Linked DNA regions of Mus musculus: region 2 is linked to region 1. The links are chromatin contacts, found by Hi-C or POLR2A ChIA-PET in ENCODE. All regions are on one chromosome and are shown on one strand. The core of a region is the stretch at or near the end of the contact, and the rest is flanking DNA. Distances in the headings are between cores, read along the strand shown.

Region 1 (5,199 bases), core at 1,701-4,200:
ATGTATATTAGATGTATAGATAACATTATATATAATATGTTACATATTATATATCATGTAATATAGATAATATATTATATAATATATATATATGTATGTATGTAAAGAGAGAGAGAGTCCTTCTCTTCCTCTAGAGAACCCTGACTACTACAGTCCCTACCCTCTGCTGAGTTCAGTGTCTTCAGGCACCCAAAGTTCTAGGCACCCAAGACAATTTTGATCTTGTCACTAATATATGTGCAGTGTGTGGCCATGGATGGCATGACCCAATAGCCCTCAACCAGATACATCATCCTGTCCCCTCTGCCTCCCTGACTCCAGCCTTCCACCCCTGCCCTGAAGTCTACGCCTCCCAGTACCCTCACCTCAAAGGACCGCAGTGCCCTCATCCCTCCCCCCCACCCACCCCACCCCACCCCCCGTGCAACTCCAAGCTGTCCTGGGGACACTGCAGCCAGAGTGGCATGACTGAAGATCCTTTCTAGAGGGACGCTCTTGCCCCTCCCTTGCCCATCTTACTAACGAAACAACGGTCCCACAGTAAATTAGAATTACAACCCAGAAGCTTGTGCTGGAAGGAGGTAAAGACTGGGGCCCTGGAGCAAGCCAGAGGAAGATCCTGTCTCTCAGAGATGTCTTCCCGAGCTGAGACAATGAAGAGTCCCTGCTGGGCAGAACCACGTCACTCCTTCTATTTAAACTTCAGTTTCATGTCAGGATCCCAAGATGAACTTGGGGTTAGACATCAGTCATATTGGATTAGGGCCTGTCCATCTGTCCTCAGTTTGCATTGATGTCCCTTTCAAAGGGCCACCTCCAAGCACAGCCAAGTATTGGCTGGTCTACCTGGGGTTGGTAGAACGAATGCATTGGTGGGAAGAACACAATCCAGTCTGTTAAGGACTCCAAGCAGGTACCACTATTGCCCTTGCTCAGCCCCAGGGAAGCAGCAAAACTTTGCTCAATGTGTTCAAAGCATTTGTTTCCTAGCCACACAAAGCTGTGGCCCCAAGGCCACCAGGGAGGCCACAAGGATAGCAGAGAGTGTACACAGGAAAGGGTGTGCTCTGAGGAGGAAACTGCTATGCATGCCCAAATGAGAGCTATAGGAGGGAGGACTAGAGAGGTGATAGGAAAAACTAGAGAGGGGAAAAAGGGAGGACTAGAGAGAGGACAAAGGGAGGACTAGAGAGGGGGAAGGGAGGACTAGAGAAGGTACAGGGAGAACTAGAAAGGGAACAGGGAGGACTAGAGAGGGGACAGGGAGGACTAGAGAGGGGACAGGGAGGACTAAAAAGGGGATAGGGTTGTAGCAACATGGAGTTCATGCTCATAGGCAAGAGTGACTTGTAGAGCAGAGGAGGGGTGAAGTGGCGAGGGGAGGAGGGATGGGACAGGTGCCAGGTTGTACACTCTCTGGGGTGCAAAACAAGAGAAGACCCAAGGTCTTCTAGACTGGAAGAGGTCAGTGGGTATGACTGAAAGTATCAGAAGGGAAAGTTGGCCATGGGCAACCCTCGTGTCTGAGTAGGGGTCTTGAGTACCAGGCCAAGGAGATCTGGAAAAGTATGTTATATGTAGCACTCGGGGACCTGAGCTAAGGCAGAAGACTAGAGCTGGGAGTCACTGCAGAAGTGCGACAGGACCTCTTAGTAGGACTGCATATCCAGGTGAGGGCACAACTGTCCAGTGGCAGATGAAGGATGGCTGAGTATAAAGGCTGTCTGCCCCACCATACGTGGCAGATTCCCCTGCTGTCCCTAAGAGATAGGGCTCAGCCTTCCTACCTCTATCCCCACTCAAGTATTCAAACACAAGCCCTCTAGAGTGTCCACAGGGGAAGTGTCTTAGTGTTTCACTGCTGTGAACAGATGCCATGACCAAGGCAACTCTTGCACAGACAACACTTAATTGGGGCTGGCTTATGGGATCAGTTTCAGTCCATCATCACCAAGGTGGAGTATGGCAGTATCCGGGTTCCATGTCGTTAGCTCCAGAGAACTGAGCCAACCCAGGAGACAGCCACTGCTTGAGGGTACAGGAAAGCTCACACCCACATACTAGAACACACATGTCTCTAGTCACGCCTCTTCCTGTCGCATGCCCAGGACAGCTGGGAGAGCCTAGTTTCAGGACTCCAGCCTCTACCATGATTTGTGGAGAAGGCGACACAAATGTTTCCAATAGGCAGGACGAGGTCCTCAGCTCTACCTGGACAGAAGCCACAGGTGGGCAAGGAGAAGCCCTTCAGGTGCAGGTCTGTGATAGCTTTTGGAGAGGCAGCTACAGGAGGAGCCTGTTCCTTGCCCGTGTACATTCCTTATAGGGGCTGATGGGATGCTATCTGAGGAACTTAACCTTTAGAGACCTCACAGTAAAGCAGTAGCCCAGGGTCAGGAGAAGTAGAGAAAGGTGGCCGCTGTCCCAGGATGAAAGGCCAGGAGCTAGAGCTAGACCCTGTCAGGGGACTCTTAGCTGGAGAGGAACCCCAGTCCTCATCCCCAGTAAGTGGGTGGCAGGCACTGATCCCAGCCCAGTCACTAAAGCCAAAGGGAAGTGGCCATAAGGAGGCTCGGGAGAGCAGATTGTAACCTGCTTCAGACTGCTCCCCACCCCACTCTCCACCAGCACACCCACACTCCACCCTGGCCCCAGAGTGGGAATCTGACTTGCATCCTAGACAGCCATCTCCTGGGCAGTGTGACCCTGGTCCCTGACCTCTCCCACCCAGCATGAGGGCTCTCACAGTTAGCTCTGAGCCTTCTGCATACTCCAGGATGAAAACCAGAGGCCTGCATGCTAATCTGCCAGGTTTTCCATGAAAATCCTCTCTCTTTCCTTCCAGCTTGGCCACACTCTCCCCAAGAACCAGCCTGTGGCCATTCCATCGTGATCACAAGAGACTCTCTTGCTCTCCTCAAAGCTTTCGCACCCGCTGCTGGGATTGTGCCAGCTGAGTTCTATTTGGAAATGGAACTGGATTTCATCAGGCAATCAGAGATCTGTGTCTCTCCAAGGAGGGCAGGGAGCAGGTTCTAGCATTGGGGAAAAAAGGAAGAAAAGCCCCTTAAAGATCTCATTACCCCAGGATGTGGTTTGAATTCCATTCTCCTTTCCCAGCCATTTATTAAGGGGACCAAATCAAAAACACAAGATATAACTGGGGTTGGGGGAGGGGGCAGATGGACCACACAGACGACAAATCCGGGAAGAAAGCTGAGTCAGCGCCCATGTTAACCGGCCAGGTCCAGCTCCTGTGTCTCTTTGAGACACACACAAACACAGCCCCAGGGTGCAGGCCCTGTGGGAGAGACAGGATATGCCCCACCCACTTCATGTCCTCCTCCATCGATACAAGCATGTCTTTACCAGCTCAGCCATCTCTGTAATGCCCCCCCCTCTCCTTCTAACCAAAGGTTTTCCTCGTGGCTTTCTTCCTCCTCCCTCCTTGCCCTAATGTAGAGCACTCCCCTCCCCCTAACTCAGCATCAGAGCTCTCCCAGCATCCCACTTTGCACCCCTTGGCCACATGAAACATTTTGACCCCTGCCTGCTCCTGCCTCCTGGCATGGAAGTTTCTCTCAGGCCAGAGCTCTCTCCGTTCCACATGGAACCAGCACACAACACCATTCCCTTGGCCTTGAATCCTCTCAACGGCCTGCCCAGTGCCCTCTAAACCCTTCCGTTCCCTGCTGCCGCCTGAAGGGCACCTTGGTCTTCTGCAGTTTGGTCCACTGGCCTGTCACTGTCAGCAGTGTGGCCACACCCTCAGCCCACCCCTGCAGTGGCTGGTGTTCTCCTCCTCCCCCATATCCCTCTCCTAACTTCTCTCCAGATTCTCTCCTCAGGCAGCCTCTCAAGCATGATGTTTTTCAAAATTTGACCCAGAACCCCCTTTCTTCCAAATTACTAAGATCTCCATGGGGCAGCCTGGAATCTGCCACCCATGGAAGGAGGGTGCCCCAGATTTTCACTTGCTGATATTTGTCTGAGACACCAGTCTTACCCACAGGTACCCCAATTCTTTCATACACTCTCATCTTTCCATACCCCTGCAATCCTCCAGATGTGAAGACGGAACTCCACACCAGCTCCGGCCCACAGCCCTGCCCGCCAGCTGCCGATCACAAACAGAGAAACAAAGGACATTATTTTATTGAGTCATTGGGCTCCCGGCCCTGCGGAAGAGCTTTCCTGTGTGCCTTCCTGTTTCCAATGACCTCGTGTATTAGACACACCACAGGCCTATTTTACTCTTTGTTTGTGTAAGGTAGCCCAGGCTGACCTTGAACTCCCAAGCCTCCTGGTCTCAGCCTCCTAAGTGCTTCAGCTCTGGGTGCTCGCCATCTTACTTGTGGGCCTCGGGTAAGGATCAGAGAAGGTGAGCTACCTGCTCCGGTCTGAAGGTCACCGGGGGCAGGACCGAGTGCATTTGGAGCTCAGAGCCTGATTCACCTCTGATCTGTTCCCCCAGAAAGCAGACCTGGTCACATACATTTGCTGTTGGCAGCATGGCCCCCAAGTGTGTCCCAAGCTATCCCAGCTCCTGCTCCCTCCCTAGCCAGAAGGAAGAGCTCAGACTGCCCTCACCAGCGGAAGGAGACCTTTGCTTCCTTTTAAAGCAGCCTCCTTGACTTGGAATAGCTTTGTCCTTCTCTCTTGAGACCCACCCACAGTGCCTGTCCCTTCAGAGACCTCCAGTCTCTGTGTTGCTCCCAGGAGGCACTGGCCATGCTGGGGACCAACGTTCATCACTCTGCCCTGAGCTGGCTGGTTTGTTTCATTTGTTATTTCTTGGCCTTTTAGCTTTGGGGCCCAACACAGACAGACCCTGAGTATATCAAACTGGCCCTCAGTAAAAGCCAAAATTTGGAACAAGAACTTTGACCAGTCAGGTTCCAGACCAGCAGATGGTGGTTCTGGTGGCAGACTCAGAACCAGGTACCCTGGGGCCAGGGTCTGGGGATCCAAGCTCGAAATAAGCTCTCCATCCATTCTTAGCAGAGTAACTTAGAGAAAATCTGACCTAGCCCAACAGTGGACTACTGACCCCTACTCAGGCAGCCTGAAGGAATGCCACACTTACTATCCAAACAATAGAACAGGACTGACCCTTGTCAAAAAGAAAAAAAAAAAAAAACAGAAAGAAAAAAGGAAAGAAAAGAGAAAAGAAAAAAGAAAGAAAAGAAAAGCCACTTC
Region 2 (5,150 bases), core at 286-2,785, 54 kb after region 1:
CATAAGTACAGGAGCCAGCAAGATGGCTCAGTGGGTAAAGGTGCCTACCAGCAAGCCTGACAGCCTGAGTTCAGTCCCCACGAACTACGTGGTAGGAGAGGACCAACCAACTCTGGAAATCTGTTCTGCAAACACATGCTCACACACACACACACAAATAGTATAAACAATTTTAAATTTCATTTAAAAATAATTTGTAAACAAAATCATTAGCACAGGTTTTAGAAAGAGCCTCTTGGTGACATCAAGTTGATGCTGTAGATGGGGTATCATTCCTGAGGACCCAAAACCGGGTCTCAGCCTTTCCCCATTCTGAGAGTTCTCTCTTTTCTCAGCCACTAGCTGAAGAGTAGAGTGGCTCAGCACTGGGCTCTTGAGTTCCCAAGTCCTACAACTGGTCAGCCTGACTACTAACCAGCCATGAAGAAACAAGGAGTGGATGGGCTGAGTCTGCTGGGATGGGAGTGGAGTTAGTAAGTGGCCATGGATGTAATGACCCCAGCAATGCTGGCTAGAAGGCATGCCTCCTTTCCTTGTCTGGAGACGGAACGGGATCATCTTGTACTCACAGAAGGGAGAACATTCTAGCTGGTTGGGCCAAAATGTGCAAGTTCACCTGGAGGTGGTGGTGCATGCTTTTAACTCCAGTACTCAGGAGGCAGGGCCAGGTGGATCTCTGTGAGTTCAAGACCAGCCTGCACTATGGAGAGAGTTTTGGGACAGCCAGAGTTACACAGAAAAATCCTGGTGGAAAATCTGAAAGAAAGAGAGAAAGAAAGAAAGAAAGAAAGAAAGAAAGAAAGAAAGAAAGAAAGAAAGAAAGAAAGAAAGAAAGGAAGAAAGAAAGAAAGAGTGGCAGGCAGGCAGGCAGGAGGAAGGAAGGAAGGAAGGAAGGAAGGAAGGAAGGAAGGAAGGAAGGAAGGAAGGAAGGAAGGAAAATAGGTGCGACTTCAAGATCCGGAGTTACAAGCAGAATGCACTGTTTCCCTAACAGGGCCAAGTGTTTTGAGTAACTGAAGGTGGGCATGATGCCTGGGAAGCAGAAACAAGCCAGGCAGATGCACCCCTTGCCTTGCTTCCGAAGGGCTGCAGTAGCATGGAAAACATGGAAAACAACCAATCCATTCCCTTTGCTGATATAACAGGCTCCAAAGCCAAAACCTGTCACTGGAGGCTCAAGAGCAGATCTCCAGCCAAGAGGCAAAGGAATGGGGGAAGCTGGAGGGCCTCCCTCTGGTTATCCAGGCTTCTGAAGGTTCAAGCAAAGAAAGGGTTACAACCTTAAAAGGAGAGCGTCCCGGGGTATGGGTAGAAGACTGCTCCACCCCGACCCCCAGGGTCCCTAACCGTCTTTTCCCTGGGCGAGTCAGCCCAATCACAGGACTGAGAGTGCCTCTTTAGTAGCAGCAAGCCACTTCGGACACCCAAATGGAACACCTCCAGTCAGCCCTCGCCGACCACCCCACCCCCTCCATCCTTTTCCCTCAGCCTCCGATTGGCTGAATCTAGAGTCCCTCCCTGCTCCCCCCTCTCTCCCCACCCCTGGTGAAAACTGCGGGCTTCAGCGCTGGGTGCAGCAACTGGAGGCGTTGGCGCACCAGGAGGAGGCTGCAGCTAGGGGAGTCCAGGTGAGAGCAGGCCGACGGGAGGGACCCGCACATGCAAGGACCGCCGCAGGGCGAGGATGCAAGCCTTCCCCAGCTACAGTTTTGGGAAAGGATACCAGGGCGCTCCTATATGGGGGCGCGGGAACTGGGGAAAGAAGGTGCTCCCAGGTCGAGGTGGGAGAGGAAGGCAGTGCGGGGTCACGGGCTTTCTCCCTGCTAACGGACGCTTTCGAAGAGTGGGTGCCGGAGGAGAACCATGAGGAAGGACATCAAGGACAGCCTTTGGTCCCCAAGCTCAAATCGCTTTAGTGGTGCGAATAGAGGGAGGAGGTGGGTGGCAAACTGGAGGGAGTCCCCAGCGGGTGACCTCGTGGCTGGCTGGGTGCGGGGCACCGCAGGTAAGAAAACCGCAATGTTGCGGGAGGGGACTGGGTGGCAGGCGCGGGGGAGGGGAAAGCTAGAAAGGATGCGAGGGAGCGGAGGGGGGAGGGAGCGGGAGAATCTCAACTGGTAGAGGAAGATTAAAATGAGGAAATAGCATCAGGGTGGGGTTAGCCAAGCCGGGCCTCAGGGAAAGGGCGCAAAGTTTGTCTGGGTGTGGGCTTAGGTGGGCTGGGTATGAGATTCGGGGCGCCGAAAACACTGCTGCGCCTCTGCCAAATCACGCTACCCCTGTATCTAGTTCTGCCAGGCTTCTCCAGCCCCAGCCCCAATTCTTTTCTCTAGTGTTCCCCCTTCCCTCCCCTGAATCTCAAGCCCACACTCCCTCCTCCATAACCCACTGTTATCAAATCCAAGTCATTTGCCACCCAACAACCATCAGGAGGCGGAAGCAGACGGGAGGAGTTTGAGATCAACTTGGGCTACATCACGAGTTCCAGGCTCACCAAGGCTTCTTAAGGAGACCTTGTCTCTAAAATTAATTAATTAATTAATTAATAGTCCCCTTTCTCTGCCACAGAACCTTGGGATCTGGCTCCTGGTCGCAGCTCCCCCCACCCCAGGCTGACATTCACTGCCATAGCCCATCCGGAAATCCTAGTCTATTTCCCCATGGATCTTGAACTGCAGAGAGAATGGCAGAGTGGCCCGCCCTGTGCAAAGGATGTTCCTAGCCTAGGTGGAGCTCGCGAACTCGCAGACTGTGCCTCTCTTGGGCAAGGACAGGCTAGACAGCCTGCCGGTGTGTTGAGCTAGGGCACTGTGGGGAAGGCAGAGAACCTGTGCAGGGCAGCAATGAACACAGGACCAGAAAACTGCAGCCCTAGGAACACTCAAGAGCTGGCCATTTGCAAGCATCTCTGGCCTCCGTGCTTCTCACTCATGTCCCATGTCTTATACAGGCCTCTGTGGCACCTCGCTTGCCTGATCTCATCCCTAGCCGTTAAGCTTTCTGCATGACTTATCACTTGGGGCATAATGCTGGATACCTACCATTTTCTTAGACCCCATCAAAATCCTATTTGAGTGTACGGTTCGGAGAACCTCATTTATCCGGTAAATGTCTTTTACTCTGCTCTCAGGGAGCTGAGGCAGGACATCCTGAGATACATTGGGAGAGGAGATACAGTTTCAATAAAATAATAGGTTGGGTGGAGGTACATGCCTATAATGCCACCACTCAGGAAATGGTGGCAGCTTCGTGAGTTTGAGGCCAACCCAAGAAACATAGTGAAACCCTGTCAGTAAATAAGTAAGCAAGTATTTGAGTATCTACTATATGCTAGGGCTGACCTGGACATTAGGGGTCATCTTCTGAACAAACTAGTGCTTGAGGGAGGTATTTGGGGTTTTTGTTTGTTTAATGGATCTGAATGAGTTCCAGAGACTGGCTACACAGCGATATGACTGAGCTTAACACCCCTAAAGCATACAGTCAGACCAATTAGACAATAAAAGGTATGTATAGCTTACCAAATAAAAAAATTGTATTTTCAAGAGAGTGTCTGTCTGTGTAGCCCTGGCTGTTCTTGAACTCACTCTGTAGACCAGGCTGGCCTGGAAATCCATCTGCCTGCCTCTGCCTCTCTGCCTCTCTGCCTCTCTGCCTCTCTCTCTGCCTCTCTCTGCCTCTCTCTGCCCCTCTCTGCCCCTCTCTGCCCCTCTCTGCCCCTCTCTGCCGCCCTCTGCCTTCTGCCCTCTGCCCTCTGGCCTCTGGCCTCTGCCCTCTGCCCTCTGGCCTCTGGCCTCTGCCTCTGCCTCTTGAGTGCTGGAATCAAAGGTGTGAGCTCTGTAGGTCTTAAGTTCCAGAAGAAAGTAATGAAGTCACCCAGCAGGGAGGTGCTCAGGGACAGCACAGACACACACCCAGGACATAGGCTCCCACTTCCTTGGCTTTCTCTGAGTGGCAAAGGACCTTAGGCAGTGTCACTCCCTAAGAGAAGGGGATAAAGAGAGGGGCTGAGGTATTCATCATGTGCTCCGTGGATCTCAAGCCCTCAAGGTAAATGGGGACCCACCTGTCCTACCAGCTGGCTGACCTGTAGCTTTCCCCACCACAGAATCCAAGTCGGAACTCTTGGCACCATGAACCCAGCCATCAGCGTCGCTCTCCTGCTCTCAGGTACTGGGCAAGGGTCAGGGCTGGCATTCTAAGGAATCTGGCTTCCTCCCATCCCGGGAAGTAGCCTCTTTGCCATAGTCTCAGGGGCACAGGTGGTTGGGAGGTGCGGGGGTGGGGAGTGGGGAGGAGCCTCAACCTCACCAGTGGTGGTCTTTGACATATTAGAAACTCCATAATGGATCTAGGAACTCCTCTTGCTGGGTGGTGGTGGTTGTGGTACACACCTTTAATCTCAGCACTCAGGAGGCAGAGTCAGGTGGATCTGTTAGTCTGAAGCCAGCCTGGTCTACAGAGCAAATTCCAGGACAGCCAGAGCTATTCTCAAGATAGAGAATCCCTTTCTTGAAAAAACCATTTAAAAACAAAAACAAAAGCAACACACTCCTCTTGATCTCCTGTTCTTGAAACACATTGTTGGGACCCAGAACTTCAGTAGATTGATGGAAGTTGGAGTCTGCAAGTGGTGGAACATCCCACCAATACCTCAAGGGCGAGTGCAAACCCCACATCCCCCCAGCTCAAGTCTACTTTTCCTGCAGGTGGGAGGCCCCGGGTCTGTGTCTCCCCAAATTCAGAGAAGGCACTGCTGTGCCAGTCTTGCAGGTGTCCCGAGGGCAGAAGGTGACCAGCCTGACAGCCTGCCTGGTGAACCAAAACCTTCGCCTGGACTGCCGCCATGAGAATAACACCAAGGATAACTCCATCCAGCATGAGTTCAGCCTGACCCGAGAGAAGAGGAAGCACGTGCTCTCAGGCACCCTTGGGATACCCGAGCACACGTACCGCTCCCGCGTCACCCTCTCCAACCAGCCCTATATCAAGGTCCTTACCCTAGCCAACTTCACCACCAAGGATGAGGGCGACTACTTTTGTGAGCTTCAAGTCTCGGGCGCGAATCCCATGAGCTCCAATAAAAGTATCAGTGTGTATAGAGGTGAGACTGGTTCCCAGAAAGATAAAATGTCCAGGTTAGCCAGGCT

What was found. A loop is a pair of places that touch in the nucleus more often than their neighbours do. ChIA-PET counts read pairs that join two places held with the same protein, here RNA polymerase II (POLR2A).
Region 2: a map of left cerebral cortex shows a loop between it and region 1 (2.7-fold over the local background). The contact joins the promoter of Thy1 here to the enhancer-like site in region 1. A Hi-C loop is called at or near these places in 17 of 37 maps with a recorded cell type or tissue (CH12.LX, CH12F3, T-helper 1 cell and 8 more). POLR2A ChIA-PET finds 5 or more read pairs at or near these places in 1 of 5 experiments (embryonic stem cell).

Annotation. Positions count from the first base shown.
Region 1 is chr9:43,986,106-43,991,304 of GRCm38, forward strand. No RefSeq gene overlaps it. Among named protein-coding and RNA genes, the nearest start is that of Gm30373, 15 kb to the left of the region's middle. Within about 2 kb of position 2,951, at least 1 of the 3 ENCODE cell types and tissues checked has a DNase peak (open chromatin) inside an H3K27ac peak, as active enhancers do.
Region 2 is chr9:44,041,849-44,046,998 of GRCm38, forward strand. Thy1 (thymus cell antigen 1, theta) reads left to right here and starts at 1,536. Exons shown (of 4, transcript NM_009382.3): 1 at 1,536-1,628; 2 at 4,109-4,170; 3 at 4,766-5,104. The coding sequence starts at 4,134. It overlaps Gm39323 (a long non-coding RNA gene), which reads right to left and starts at 336. Exons shown (of 3, transcript XR_870686.2): 1 at 1-336.